Linked DNA regions of Homo sapiens: region 2 is linked to region 1. Evidence: chromatin contacts called from ENCODE Hi-C or POLR2A ChIA-PET data. All regions are on one chromosome and are shown on one strand. Each heading gives the region's core, a stretch centred on a gene start or an enhancer-like site at or near the end of the contact. The rest is flanking DNA. Distances are from core to core; before and after follow the strand shown. Region 1 has its middle 120 kb from the start of LNCBRM. Region 2 has its middle 160 kb from the start of LINC02225.

What was found. Hi-C counts contacts between places; a loop is a spot of excess contacts on that map. ChIA-PET counts read pairs that join two places held with the same protein, here RNA polymerase II (POLR2A). Pooled maps may share reads with other maps.
Region 2: a loop to region 1 is called in a map of PC-9, with 11 times the contacts of the local background. The contact joins two enhancer-like sites. A Hi-C loop is called at or near these places in 4 of 168 maps with a recorded cell type or tissue (PC-9, aorta, endothelial cell of umbilical vein and 1 more) and 3 of 50 pooled maps. POLR2A ChIA-PET finds 5 or more read pairs at or near these places in 2 of 52 experiments (CD4-positive, alpha-beta T cell and Panc1).

Annotation. Positions count from the first base shown.
Region 1 is chr5:57,689,240-57,696,792 of GRCh38, reverse strand. No RefSeq gene overlaps it. Among named protein-coding and RNA genes, the nearest start is that of LNCBRM, 120 kb to the right of the region's middle. RefSeq lists enhancers at 3,357-3,651, 2,971-4,170. Within about 2 kb of position 2,997, at least 18 of the 41 ENCODE cell types and tissues checked have a DNase peak (open chromatin) inside an H3K27ac peak, as active enhancers do; they include PC-9, Panc1, endothelial cell of umbilical vein and 1 more, where a contact is called at or near this core.
Region 2 is chr5:57,732,786-57,740,338 of GRCh38, reverse strand. No RefSeq gene overlaps it. Among named protein-coding and RNA genes, the nearest start is that of LINC02225, 160 kb to the left of the region's middle. RefSeq lists an enhancer at 4,124-5,323. Within about 2 kb of position 4,943, at least 8 of the 41 ENCODE cell types and tissues checked have a DNase peak (open chromatin) inside an H3K27ac peak, as active enhancers do; they include PC-9, Panc1, endothelial cell of umbilical vein and 1 more, where a contact is called at or near this core.

The DNA of each region.
Region 1 (7,553 bases), core at 1,748-4,247:
AAGACAAAATTACAGGCCCCAAACTTGAATATACACTCATCCTGGCTTGCTTATCTTCCTTGGATGCAAGCCAAGTTGATTAATAATTTTTAAGTAAAAAAGAAAACAATTTTAATTTGATAAAAAGAATACAAAAAAACAGCACAAACAAGAAAAATAGCCAATCTCAACCCAGAAGGGGAAGCTCCAGGGACAAAGCAACTGGGAAAGTGAACAAAAGGCTGGGGTGCTGACCTTAACTTGCCTGTGTAAGGGGCCTGCTCCTCAGCTGTGCCTCATTATTCACAAAAACACAACAGAACAGACAGAAACTACAGCTCGAGAAAATGATATCCTTTAAAACTATCCTACAGCTTTCTGTAACAAAATGATGAAGAAAATGCATTTACTTGACTTTCTAAATTATAGGAAGAATATGTTTTTCCAAATAAATTTGTTATATCATCTTTCTCCCAACAGTTTGAGGCACTGGAATAGCTAAAGTGGTTCACTTTCTGTTGCCCAGTAGTGATAGACATAACAGTGCTTTCACCTCCTACCTCTCCAGAGAGTGCAAGACAAAGGGACTGTGAGTAATATTATCCCAATTAGCAAAGACAGAGGGCAGTCTGCAGAGTAAGGTTCCTGGTTTATATTTATTTCACCTTAGGACTCCAGAGGGAATGGTCCATCTTTAAAGTGTGCCTTTGGCTGAGATACCAGGGACAAGGAGGTGGGAAGGCTGTCTGATTAGGAGTCCAGAAGATCCTACCTATCAGATGCATGGCCCTCAGAAGGACAGAGAAGGGAAAGGCTACAAAGCAATCTGGTTCTAGATTTTGTATATGACCTAATCCCTAGTCTCCAGAGTACAGGCCTTCACTGCCAAAAACAAAAGTAAAAATCTCCACCACCTGTCTCCTAAACAAGATAAAATTTATTACTTTTAACTGAATAGACACACACGAATGGGTGTCAGCTGTGACAGGCCCCAGGGGTAGTGGTCTTGACAGGTAGATGGAGCCTCCCTTCCTCTGACTTCTTGCCATTGGCACACAGTCGCCGACCGCCTATTCTTGCCCCATTCCTCACCCTGGGATTTACAGGGGCTGGTGTTGTGATAATGAGGACACAGACAAAACTATAGGCCAGGACCCAGGAACTACACAGGTTTCTGAGTTTGGGGAGGCACTTTCATGGCTTATGAAACACTGGAAGGCTGCCGCTCTAGAGGACACCAGCACCCCATTTCACTGCTCAAAGCACGTACTGGAATCAAATCGCCCCTACGATTTCTGGCAAAAAGAAGGTGGGGCACTTCCCTGTTGGCTGGACTTCAGAAAGCAGGAAAATCAGGGTTGGCCTGCCTGGGTAACATTGTTCCATAGCAGAAAGTGATGTGTTGCTGTGGCTATTTTTTTTTTTTTTCCTTTAGCTGAGACATTTTCCCAGTATCTCTTTAGATAGAAAGTCAGTACCTTTTCCCTGGGTACATAGATCAACTTATGCAACTCAAGGGCAAGACAAACAAGCCATTATGATCTATCAGAATGAAAACAGTGTTTGTGTGTGTGTAAGAGAGAGCGAAAGAGAGTTGACATCATTATGGGAGAAGGATTTTTGTTTTTTGCATCGGTAAACTGGTCCCCTGAAAGTAGCAAAAGCTGTGTAGCTTTTTCTGTCATAAGCTGTATTTTATTATGCTTCATTAATAATGCAAATCTCCTTCGTTCAATTTTCTTAATTTCTTGCAGGATAAGAAATAGGGTGAAATAAAGATATCCTGTAGATCAGTGGATCTCAACCTTGGCTGCACATCAGAATCACCTGGAAGCTTTTAAAAATCCCCTAATCAGGCTACATCCCAGATTAATTAAATCCGAAGCTCTGGAGTGTGGGATGGAGGCATCAGTAGCCAATAAAGCTTGCCAGGTGACTCCTGGCAAGTCCAACATGTAGCCAAGATGTAGAACCACTGCCTCAGGCACCTGAAGTCCTCTGTTTTGTGTGTCACTCTGAACCCAAGAAATATGACTTTAAAACAAAAGGAAGAACGCACAAGCTCTTCTGTATTCACCTTAATATATTTCACTAACAAAATTTATTCAGCACATTTTAAAACAAAAACAAAGCTTTTAATATGTAATATATCAGTACATATTTTCCAAATTAAGTTCACAATTCACATAGAATAATTAACAACAATGTCAACTGTGATATGAATAAGAAGTTTCTTAATTTATCTCCAACTAAATACTGTTTTTACTTATCTTTTGCTTTGTTTAATATTACTGTTTTTCTCCTGCACATCTAATCTGTGAATAGAAAAAAGCCATTCCTTTATTCTTAAGTGACATCCATAATATTTGAGTTTGTTTCAGTGTTTCACATTCCTTTTTTAAATTAAAAAAAAAAGCAGTAGATATGGTAAGTATAAATGAAGTTGCAAATTAAATACCCCCAAAATAGCATTTTTCCATTCAAATGGACAACAATTTTGAAAGGTTAATAGCTTTCAAAGTTGGTGAGATTAGGAATTTGGGATTCTTAAATACTGTAGATGGGATTATAAATTTCCACAACCTTTTGAGAACCTAGTCTGTCAGAAATATGCAACCTTTTGAATTCTGATGCTAGCCAAGAGAAATAAAAGCACCAATACACAGAGATACATGTGAAAGAATATTGATTGCAACACTGTGTGTAATTGGGAAAACCGAAAGCAAACTGAACATTCATCAGAGGAAAAGAAATGACCAGTTTTACTTGCTCATGACTGAAATTGTTACAATAAGCATGTATTATCCTATAATTCAAATAACAATATACCTTTTTAAAAGCAAGGGAGAAAACCAGGAAGATAGCTATTAAATAAGATATTTTTCTCTTTGTTCCTTACTTGGCTGGCTCAAGCAAGTTCCAACATGGATTTCTGCACATCCAAAATCTCATGCGGAGATTAGTTTCTTCTTGTTTTCGTTGTACTCCCCATACACACACACACTCATTTCCCATAAATCATCAAAAGGATAGCTTTTCTTTCAATGCACATAATCTTGTTAATTGGGTACGTCTTATTTCTAATCAATTTGCAGAGAAGGTTTCAGAACACGAGTAGAAGACTATCAACTCTCACTGCTGATAAGGAGGGAGGAAAACCATTTAAGGTGCAAGGAATTTCAAGCCGTTGTTAGGAACAACAGGAATGCAGGGATCTAAAATTGCATACCAGGTAACAATCGGCGGCTCTGTTCAAATCAGAAATGGGACACAGAGAATCAAATTAGTATATTTGAATTCCATTCTAAATATTTTCCTTCTTGCTTAGTTAAATGTTATTTTTCAGGGTATATATGTAGCTGCAACATGTATTATCCTCAATGACACATCATTTGCTGGGATTCATTTGAGACGTAAGTGGGACCAGCAAATGGTTGCTGTTCTGTTTCTGTAGACTGACTAGAACAAGGCTAGAGAGGAAACAGAGACTGGCATTCATTCAGTGCCATTTGCAATGTGGAATGACTCATGCTTGCCTGGCCCCTGGTGAGTCATCAGCTGAACTCCAGGTCCAGGGAGGCCACAGCATTTCCATGGGGCGTTCTAATTCAGGTCATGCTGAGGTCAGCAGACTGCCAAAAATCACACGCTCCTTCCCTGGCCACCTCTTAAAAATATCCTGGGAATGTCTGTCTAGAAGGATTAAGGTCACTCTAATGCCTCATTAAAAAAAAACAACTTCATTTACCTTAAAAGATGAACTGTCTGGTAACAGACATAGATGAGGAGTGAAGACACTAAGCTCACATGCTGATTATTAGATTTCTAAAAAGGAAGCGTAATATCCTACCAATTCCATTTGGGGAAAGGCAGAAACTCATTCCCACACTAGACTCAGTTTAAGCAAGCCACCCTTGTCTCTGATTGGCCCCTTTTTTCCCCCTTAAGAAACAGGAATGCTGATTCTCAATCTTTCAAAATACTGAAGTTACCATGTCCTGGCTATGGGGACTGTGAGGTCACTGAGAGCAGACCCATTGCAAGCAGCACAGCACTGCAATTATGCCATCCAAGACAGACAGACATTTGTCTGTTTTCTGAGGTTTCCAGGGAAAGAGTTTGCGGACACTCTTAGCAATGTTTCTAGATCACAGAACGTTGCCTGTATTGGCTGGAGAGTTGGCTAGTGCAGTTGAATCTCATTCTTCTGTTTTCCCAGGAGATAATGGAACATAGCTGGCTATTATATAGGACAAAAATAATTGCTGAATTGGTATCATAACCAATTCAAGTGTAAACAAGATCAATCAACTTATTATTTTGTGAATCCAATAATCCCACACAATTATTTAATAATTTTTTTCCTGATTTGTTTTCTTATTTGAGACTGTGCTTATAATGTATTCAACATTGACTCGGTCAAGACCATTAAGACAAAGCATAAATTTTGCTTACTTTTAAGTAAACATGTAGAATTTATTATTGTTATTGTTATAATTATATTTATTGTTATGTAGCCCAAATAGTTGAATCATGATGATATATGATGGTATAAATTTTAAGGTGGTCAGGTCATTATCTTCAGGTTTCTGTCTCTTCTACTTTACTAGGTAGTTCTTCCTCGATGGTCTAGATTAACCCTGAGTAACAATTCTCTCCCACTGCTTCCAAAAAAATTGCTGGAAGAAAGTTTACGTGGAACAAAGATGTTCCTGATTTGAAAACAATTAGTATATCTGTCAGTGTCTCATCAAGAAGCAAATAGCATACTCAAAGAGGGTGATTAAAGAGGTTTTAGTGAAAAGATGTATTAAAGATGTGGGTAGTGTCTTGGGGGAAAGAGAGTCTGAGATGAAATTTTCTTGTAGAAAGTCTCTTGGGGAGTGCCCATGGTATTAACACTTGTGAAGGTGGGGGAAACAAAATTGAGCAGAAGTAGAAGCTGAACCTCGTTGCAATCACAACAAAGATGTGAGGCTATCCCACAGGGAGCTCTGAAGCTGGCATGGCCCTTGAAAATTATTCCTTTTTAGACAAAAGGCCAAGCCTTTGTATTCATCCCCAGATAGGCCAGTCACTGGATGCTTGCTGACCCTGGAAACATGGGCCGAAGTGGCTCTTCACTGAGGGCAACTTTCTTCACAGCTGGAGGAATAAGAGCCTCCGTGCTGGAGTGGGTTCTGACACACCACACCATCCTCACAGGCAAGATGGGGCAGCTTCTCAGAGTCAGCAGCAATGATCCATGGCCACCTTGAAGCCTGAAGAGGTGAGGAGTGGAGCTGAAATGTGATGATGTCTGTGGTTGGTGGAAGAGGGCCACTCTACTGCAGCCGATATTTGGTGGAGGAGCACAGCCACTACCAGCCAGTGCCCAGGCAGGGAGGAAATGGAGGCAACAAATACCACAACTCTCTCTTCTCACCCTCCAGTTCCCTGCCAGAGTTCCCCACTGGCCAATTACAAAAGAAAGCCAGGGACAAAGAGGCCAGCCTTTAGATTACAGCCCCCTGGAACACAGAGCAGGACAGAAAAGAGAGTGGATCTGAAGAAGCTAAGATATTCAGCACATTCAGACTCTTAGCTGAAAATCCAGTTGTCAAAAGTTGGCCATTACATTTATATTCATTTAAGAGCAAAGTAATTTTACTTTCCCAGCTTTCTTTAACTTAAGACACATAGGAAATGTGGAGTCCTAATTAGGAAAAAGGAATCAAGTGGGTGGGAGCAGGAAAAAGCAGAGAGAAAGCAGATAAGCTACAAGTCTGCCTTTCTCCATGGTCCAGGACACATAGCCCTCCCATGCAAATAACTCACAGTCTTCCTGCTCCCAGCTATCACCATACCTTAGGCTGATAAAAAAATATATATATGTATGTCTGCTCACTGCAGCCTTGGCGTTATCAGTACTGCACAAAGCCCTCATCAGCACACAGCATAAGCACCATTTTATAAAATCCCCAGCAAGCCTTTGTCTCCGTGCAGTCAGCTCTTCTCTTGCTGATTGGCCCATTGCACCCTTGTAATGTATTTTCATACTTTTCCTAATAAACCTGCCTTTCTTTACCTATAACTGTCTTAGTAAATCCTACTTACCACTGACACCACTGGCCCCAGATAGCCGCTACCTGCGACAGAAGCTTTCTTCAAGTACTGTCTACTGACCAAGCAGATGGGTTAAAATTGTGTGAACTTGCTTGTATTTTTTCTGATGAGGGAAAAGATATGTGAAAAATAACCCCAACATGGATTTACTTTTCCTAGTTTAAATCTCAAAAATTGAGTCTAAAGTATCAATTATTTACCATCATAAAATTATTAGAATTTTTAGTAACAAAATTTATAAACAATAAATACTTATAAACAATACATTTATAAACAAAAAAGTATTCTCTTCTGCTGAATGCTACATGGTGGAAAAAATACGTAAGTAAAAACCAAGCAAATAAAGATAGAAGCCATGTTCTTTATGCAGTCATTGCAGTCATTTAGAAGAGGCAGGGCACTACCTGGGGGATCAAAGAAAACCTCAGAAGGGAGGAAGGACTGGAAAATAGAAAATGCAATATATGCCCTGCAAATAACTCTTTGTCAAGATTTCAGGGGCTAATAATAATAACCCCAATAATAATCTTATAAAGAAGAGCATTTCAGAAAGCAGCACTTTATAACAATTTCCATTCAATTGGCACCTACGAAGTGTCCATTGTAGTTTCTAATAAAGTACATGCAGACAGCTCTAAGACAGACAACTACCTACTTGAAATGTCCAAGTGAATTTTCCATATGCAACTCGGATGTGAAACGTTCAACAATGCATTCTTGTGTTTAGTTATTCAATGCATTTATTCCTTCTGTACTCTATTTCTCAGGAAACATATCTCTACTCACCCAGGTCTTTACCCAGAAGAAACCTCAGAGCCCCCCACGACCACTCCTTCCTCTTTAGCCCAAACACATGATCCATCCTAAGCTCTGCTTAGTCTTTCTACAAAAATATACCTCAAATATTTCCACTTCTTTCCATTTATACTACTGAATCCTTGGCCCACCAAGGTCAAGACACTGCTTGACCAAGGAGTCAGCAGTATCTTTTTCTGAGATTACTGCCATAATCCTCTAACTGGGTATTCCTCCTATCTGCTGAGGAATTATTATTCTGAATAGTAATTGCCTATTTACCTATCTTCTCATGTTCTCTCCTCCCCAGACAATGCATTCTCAGCATCAAAGGTAATGTCCTTGTTGGTGAATAAATTAATGACTAATCACAGTAATAATAATGGGTAGTCTTTATTAAGCACTTGCATTGTGCTAGGCATTATCTCAGCACTCTAATCCAGTTTCAATAAAGTCAGAACTATTTTTATGTGTTTTTGTGCATTAATATTAATTTTTTATTTTTAATTTATCTGTTAATTTATTTCTCTCTTTTCCTTAAAATATCTTGTACTCGTTTACATTGCACTTAAGATAAAATAGAAGTCCCATGTGAATTTGCCTTCTTTAGAGCCCCATCTCATACCATTTCTCTTCCAATACCTATGCTTCAGGCTTCTGATTTAGTTCCTCTA
Region 2 (7,553 bases), core at 3,694-6,193, 42 kb before region 1:
TTAAGCTACTAAGCTTTCATTTAATTTGTCCATAGGAATCCCACCCAATTCATTCATCCAGCATAATGAATAAAGGTTTCTTCTTCCTGTTTGCATGAATGTGACCCAGTGACCATCAATATATTTTAAAGGATCAAAGAAAGCTTTAAAGAAAGAAACAGTCCTTAAAAATGATTATTTCCTGTTTTTCATTATCATTTTACTGCTTGTTTAAGCATCTCCAAATGACATATGATTACATTTTATATGATTTTGAAATTTGAGCTAATGTAAATGGTGTCATATTATGTATATTCTGTGACTTGTTTTATTTATTTGACAGTGTGTTTCTGAGAGTCAGTCATGTGCGTGTATGAAGTGACCATTTATTCTATTTTGCTACTCTATGGTTTTCCATTTATAAGTACACCAGGACTCATCTTCCATGCTCCACCTGCAGAGTACTGAGTGCCCTTGAGTAGGAGGAAGGCCACGCAATGAAGCAGAGGCCCAGAGGGAGGGAGATGGGCTATGCAGGACACATTTGCCGTGTCTAAGCTGACGTGATGATCATTTTGTTATTACTTATACTGTGTCTAGTCTTCTGTATTTATAAAACACAGAAGAAATATTTTATAATTTCAAAATCAGGGGAAGGATAGAATGTTGCTCTTTGTTATGTGACCCAAAATACATGGCCCTTTCATCAAGGAAAAAGCTTCACTTTACATTGGCATTAATGACACTGGAATTTGGGTTTGTTTTCTTTATTTTTTTCCTTTTAAAAAGTGACCCAAGGTACAGGGAATTAGTTCCTTTTGACTTCTTATGTCATCCCAACCAAATGTGAGACTTAACGTGTGAAAGTCACCTGAAGCACGTGGCATCTAAAAACTATTGGTTTTTTAAAATATATGTTTTAATAGACAAATAATTGTATATATTCATGGGGTATAGTGAGATGTTTTGATATATGTACATGTTATTCATCAATGAGTATCATTGATATAAAAGTAGGTGCCCAATAAAGACTGGAATATAGTAGACATACAAAACATTGGTAAAGCACTCTCACAGACAAAAAGCTGCATATCAAAATGGGAAGCCATGTATCAGAATAACAGGAGAGAAATGGTTGATATAGGCAGACACATAGGGGAAAATATTTATTCATTCAATCAATCATTAAATATAAATCAAGCATGTACTATGTGCCAAAACCTGAGCTAGATGCTGAGGTCACAAAGGTAAATTTGACCCAGGCTCTGCCCTCAATCAGTTTACAATCTAATGCTTACGCTACTACAGTATTTTGCAAATATTTCCACTACAGAAGTCATTGCATCATATTGAATAGGCTGTTTGTCTGGAAACAGTTGCATCTTCAGGGTAGGGCATGCATCTTACTGCTCAATGTCTAGGGTGACTGGTGCAGATAAGGTCTCAGTAAATGTGTATTGAGTGAATCACAAATGAATACTGGATTGCCCCAGAAATCTATAACTTATGGTTGCCTTCTATAGTTTTTCTTTCTTGTAAGATCCCTTAATTTTAGATTTTGCCTTCAGAACCTAAAAATCTTCAAGGCAAAGTTCTCACCCTCAAATCTCATATCCCCAATGCACTACTCTGGCCCTACACACACATGCGTGCACACACACACACATAACCACAGGGAAAAATTTTTTTAATTGCAATAATGACCATTTAGAGCCATTAATGAAAAACTGGAGTTTAACAATGGAATCTCAGAAAACATCCTGGGGAATTATTTGCTTCACTGTCTCACTCTAAAAGACAGCCTACTGGCCCAGCATTCTTGAACACAGAAACCTGAGAGCTCTAACAGAGACTCTGCGTCTTTACTCACTGCACAAATTGACTTGGATAGTGCAACAGACAGATGACCTTTGTACAGTTGAGAAGATCAAAAAATTAGCAAGAAGGGCAGCAGCCTAGAGAAAGCAAAGCAAGGAGAAGGATTTTGAGACCCAGGCTAGAATGTAGCACTGTTGAACAAAAGACAATAAAAAGGTTGGAAAATTGAGTGTGCCGCCTTGTCAAATAATATGACAAATGAGAAAGGAGAAAACAAAGCCTAGGATTCTAATGGTTTAGGATCTCATAGAATACAGAGAAGGTTGACTGATGGGAGTAGAACAGGGAAAAGTTTTTGGGGCAAGAGAGAAGCACCTCTGTATTTACAGATTTTCTCTTGGCTGTTTGTATCCTGATTTATTCACCTTCATCAGCCCTTCCCGTGGGGTCAGCATTGAGCTGTAGGACTGATAAATATGACCTGGATATAAAGATCAGCTGTTTACTATTACTCTTTAGAAGATTTGGTCATCTGAAAATTCCAAGCAATCTAAGAATTTCTGTAGTCAGCAGTCAAAGACCTTAATTAACTGCCCTAATTTCTAGTTTCCAATCCCTGTTGGTCAAAACCCCAGACCTCAGTCTCTGGCCTTCAGTAATAAATTTCTGATATATCAAGATTTTATTTAGATTAATCTTTTTCATTTTAAGTTGATGTCAGTGAATTTGGATATAAGTATTAAGGAACATAATTTAGCATAAATACCCCTGAACTATCAGTAAATGGTTCATCATGTCTCTGTTTATAGGAATGTTTCCAATCCAACTGCTTTATTGACTCTGGGAACAGAAACTGTTTCTTCTACTCTCTTATATATCTGTACATGTCTTTAAGTCTGGCTGAGAGAAGAGTTGGTGCCTAGTAAACATGTTCTGATTTATATTAAAAGAACAGATCCTACTTTTCTCATTAGGTCATCAGAGGATATGTTAAAGCATTGCTTACTCTAGGTATAAGAGGTACAAGAGGTAACTTTAAAACTTATCTTTCTCCTTGTTTAACCCAAGAAAGACTTATCAGACTGTAACTAGTGCAAGTCATGTAGAGAAGCTTTGCCCTGAGCTGGTACACTGCCTCTTAATGGTTTCCAAATAGCCACATCCACAGGACCCCCAAAATAGATCACTGAATCAAACTCGTAGGAGTTGTTATGTAGAATGAACGAATGCATGTTCAAGCAGAGGCTTGGTTTTCTCTCCTTTTCTACTTCTGAATGTGATCTGAATACAGTTCTTAAGTCTAACTTCCTCAGAAGCTTTTTCTATTAGTCAAATTATTTGTTTTTTCTTTATTTATCAAGTACATATTAACTGAACTCCTCAAACATGCCAGGCCCTGAGAAAAGATGTTACAGTTGCTTTCATCCTCAAAATGGAGTTAGAAAAAAAAATGACTTAGGCTATTTCAAAGCATCACGATTAGGATTATGTTAGAAGAAAGCAAAAAGCACCACGCATGCACTTGCAGGGCACCAGCTGGTAGGGAGGTGGTGGACGGTGTCCAGGAAGGCTGTTGTAAGTCCCTGTCACTGTCACTTTGCACTGCCACTAGCCTTTTAGAAATTATTTTGATACTTCATCTGGTTTTGGAAGTAAGTGCTAAAATCTGTTTGGGAATTCATAGCTGAAAGCAGTTGGCAACAGGGCTTTGGAACAAGGCCGGGAAATCACAGCACATCTCTCCTCTTCCTTTGTCAATAGGCTACACAAAGGAGCACTTACAAAACAGTCCTATAAATCACATGTTCTTATGTCTCTAATTGATAATTCATGTGGAATCCAATTGCAGTCAAGTTTGATTCCTTTGTTCTCTTACCTGCAAACATATATCAAAGGATTAATGGCCTTAAAATGGATCTAGGTGCAAAAAAGTCCTGGAAAAATATCTTTGTCTCTCCCTAAATCCCTTCCCTTACTATCTTAAGGGGGCCCCTTTCTTCCTCTTTCTTCTCGTGAACAGATAAATGTCCCTGTGAGATTCGAATTTCCTTTGCCTAGTGAATTACAAAGGGATGAACCTTGAAATGAAGATGTGTCATAGATCACCTGAGCTATGGCATTAAAGAGAAAAGTCAACTTTTAAAAGGAATGAGTGGGATTAAAAAAAGAAAGAAGAAAGGAATTACAGTGTTTCAGGCAGACATCAGATACTTCTCAGGAAAATAGGCATGGAGTTAGTAATCAAAGCTTGAATTTTAACTTTTAAGAGTCTTTTTTGACATAGTGTCTCCCATTCAATCTCAAATAGCTCTAATTAACCGAATGTCGATACTAAAATTTGACTAAATATACCTTGGTCTCCACATCTCTAGACAGCATTCCTGAGAACCACCTACAATTTGAATGGAGTCAAGGAGAGAGAGATACTATGAGAGAACACAATAGGACTGCTTTTTTAAAACATCATCACAAGATGAAAATCAGCCAGGCCTAAAAGAACAATTTTAATATTCCCACTGCCAGGAGAAGAGTTGGTCACTATTTGGTTATTGGGAAAAAAATCCCTAATTCCAAAGGGCTGACTGTAGAGTCTGACCAAGTCTGACCTCTGATTCATCCACCAAACACACAAACCATGAAAAGAAAAACAAGTTTCCATCTTCTGTTACAGAAAAGGGCTCCGGATCCAGACCCCAATAGAGGGTTCTTGGATCTTGTGCAAGAAAGAGTTTAGGGTGAGTCCATACGGTAAAGTGAGAGCAAATTTATTAAGAAAGTAAAGGAATAAAAGAATGGCTACTCCATAGACAGAGCAGCCCTGAGGGCGGCTGGTTGACCATTTTTATGGTTATTTCTTGATGATATGCTAAACAAGGGGTGGATTATTCATGCCTCTCCTTTTTAGAACATATAGGGTAACTTCCTGATGTTGCCATGGCATTTGTAAACTGTCATGGCGCTGGTGGGAGTGTAGCAGTGAGGATGACCAGAGGTACTTCTCCTGGCCATTGTGATTTTGCTGGGTTTTAGCCAGCTTCTTACTGCAACCTGTTTTATCAGCAAGGTCTTTATGACCTGTATCTTGTGCCGACCTCCTATCTCATCCTGTGACTCAGAATGCCTTAACCGTCTGGAATGCAGCCCAGTAGGTTTCAGCCTTATTTTACCCAGCTCCTATTCAAGATGGAGTTGCTCTACTTCACACACCTCTGACACTTCCATTGACTGGGCGATAGGCAACACTTTTCTTTTTCTACAGTAAAAACATGACTTGAAAATGTAAGGATATGTCAGTTCCTTCTCTCGAGGTTGCTGCCAGGCCATACCACAGGTTCTGCTGAACACATTTGTTCATGATCTGCTTACGAGTTTCAAAGTTGGGGAGTCATTTTAAAAAATCATCTGTAATTTACATGCTTTGCCGACATTCCAGAAGGTGTTTTTTTTTCCAGTTAAGAACCATTTTGTCCTTTAGGGCGGTCTCTGAGGGGAGTTTGCTCTGGGTGTTTGTAGCACAGTGCAACTCTGCTATAGTTTCAGAAATCATGGATTGTTTTTCTTCTTGATACGTATCTATAATGACATTTTACTATTTTGCTCTTGATTCAAGGCTATAGCTATTCAATTAAATCTTGAAGTCCCACTTTTATTATCTAAATTTTGGCAACCACAAAAAAACTTCTCTCTACTCACTGTAACCTCCATAGGAAATATAATGCAGAGAATTTATACTTACATGGGAGTCCATGAACAATTAGAGTCTTTCCAACATTTCACCCGAGCATTTCTCCAATAAATTAGTAAAGCTGCCACCCCTTGCCTTCCCTACTGATTTTGGTGAAATTGGAGAGAAAAATTGAGCTCTGCTTTGCACTGGTACCGATCTTTAGCCTCACTTTAATGTCGACAGATGTTTTAGAAGTGCATTCTCCAAGTTGTTAGGAAAATCCTTTTCCCTGAACGCCTGCTGGCAAGTTAAAATTGAACAGTATTCTTTGTCTCTTTCCAATTTAAGTAACAAGTAAAATAACTGTTTTTGTGTCTGGCAGGAATAATTCATCTTCATCACTTCACAAAGAACTCTATCCTTGAACAGCCTGCAGTATGACTATATTGCCAGCAGAAGGGAAACAAGTCAAAGAGCAAAGCAGAAATGTTCCTAGGAAAGATTGCTACTTTTCTATCAAAAATGTGCAATGGCAGAGGTCTCATGAAATGAAAAATACAAATGGTCTAAAAATAAGTAAACACTATCTATCATGCTAAGCCTTTGTGTATCATCCTGCTCAGAGCAAGTAAAATGTAAAATCAATGCTATTGTTGGAATAGGGAAAAATCTCTTGCAGGTGTTGATGAAAACAGAAAGTCCTCTCTGTCTTTCCACTTACCCACCTTAAGTCTCTAAAGTGTCACCTTGATGAAAGCTAAAGGGAAAAACAAGATACAAAAATAACTCAAAAATTGCCACCCTCCACCTGCATCAGTCATTTGGGAAGAAAAGAAAGTGGGAGACTGAAAAAAAAAAACAGATTAAATAGCACAAGATAAACTGAACCCCAGAAAAATGGGAATGTGGAAATAGAGGTATGCTTTGAATTAAAACAAAAGGGAGACTCTGCCCAGATGAAACCAAAAGGTCATCAGTTTAGAGTAGGATTTTTGGTTTCATGATATGTGGCCTAAAATAATGATTATAGTAAAAGCCATATTCAGAAAAATTGTTTATATGAATTTCTTCTGATGGCAGTAGGATTATACTGTGACACTAGACTGATTCTGCAACTTATTCAGTAAACATGGATTAAGCTGTGACACCAAAAGAAATCAAAGGGGCATATGCCAGGCCCTGTGCTAGGCACTAGAAATACAAAGGTGAGTAAGAGAAAGACACCACCCTGAAGAGCCAGCCATTGGGAAAGGAGGAATTCTGAAGTCCGGTAAGCTGATTATATAATATTTCAAAAGAATTATCTAAAGCAGTGGCTCCTCAACTTTAATGTCCATAAGAATCATTTGTGGATCCTGTTAAAAGGGGATCCTGTTATTCAGAAGATGGTGACAAGATCCCCAATGGTGTTGATGTTACGTTGTTGGGCTACATGTTGGGAAGCAAGCCCTAACTCACAATTGATTTCAGCTTTTTCTCCAGTGAGCTCTTTTAGCACATACCCTAATGGCATAGGAATCCAGGAGGGCATTTATTTGACTGTGCTGTGTGTGCTACCCGGGAAGTAAGAGTGGAAGTCTCTGTGGCCTGACTCTGTACACCAAGTCAAGGGAGGCTGCTCTCCACTGCTTCTGAAGCCTTAGGAAATCTACTAAATCTGCTGCAGCAGCAAAGCAGTTTAGTGATGAAAAGGAGCCTCTTGATTGGAAATCTTGCTAAGGGCTAGAGTAGATTTTAAAGTAGATTATAGAATTTCCTTACCTGGGAGTCTAAGAAAAAAAAAAGTGCATAGACTTTTGTCTGCCCTAAAGACGAACATGGTGACTCGGCTTTTTAAAAACTTACCCTACTCTGAAAGTCTAAGAGAAAGAAAGTTTATGAAAGTGAATTTCAGAATTTGTTCAGTACATTCCTATTACAAACATAAAAAGAGTTGGCCTTTGGTCAAATTGAGTGTAAAGATAGTTGGCATATTTAATCAAGATCCTTCCTCTCTAGGTTGACGCCACAGGAGAAAAAATAATCAAAGATTCTGGTATGTTGGCAAAGGTAGCAGGATAATAACTAGATATGAAAATCAACTTTCTTT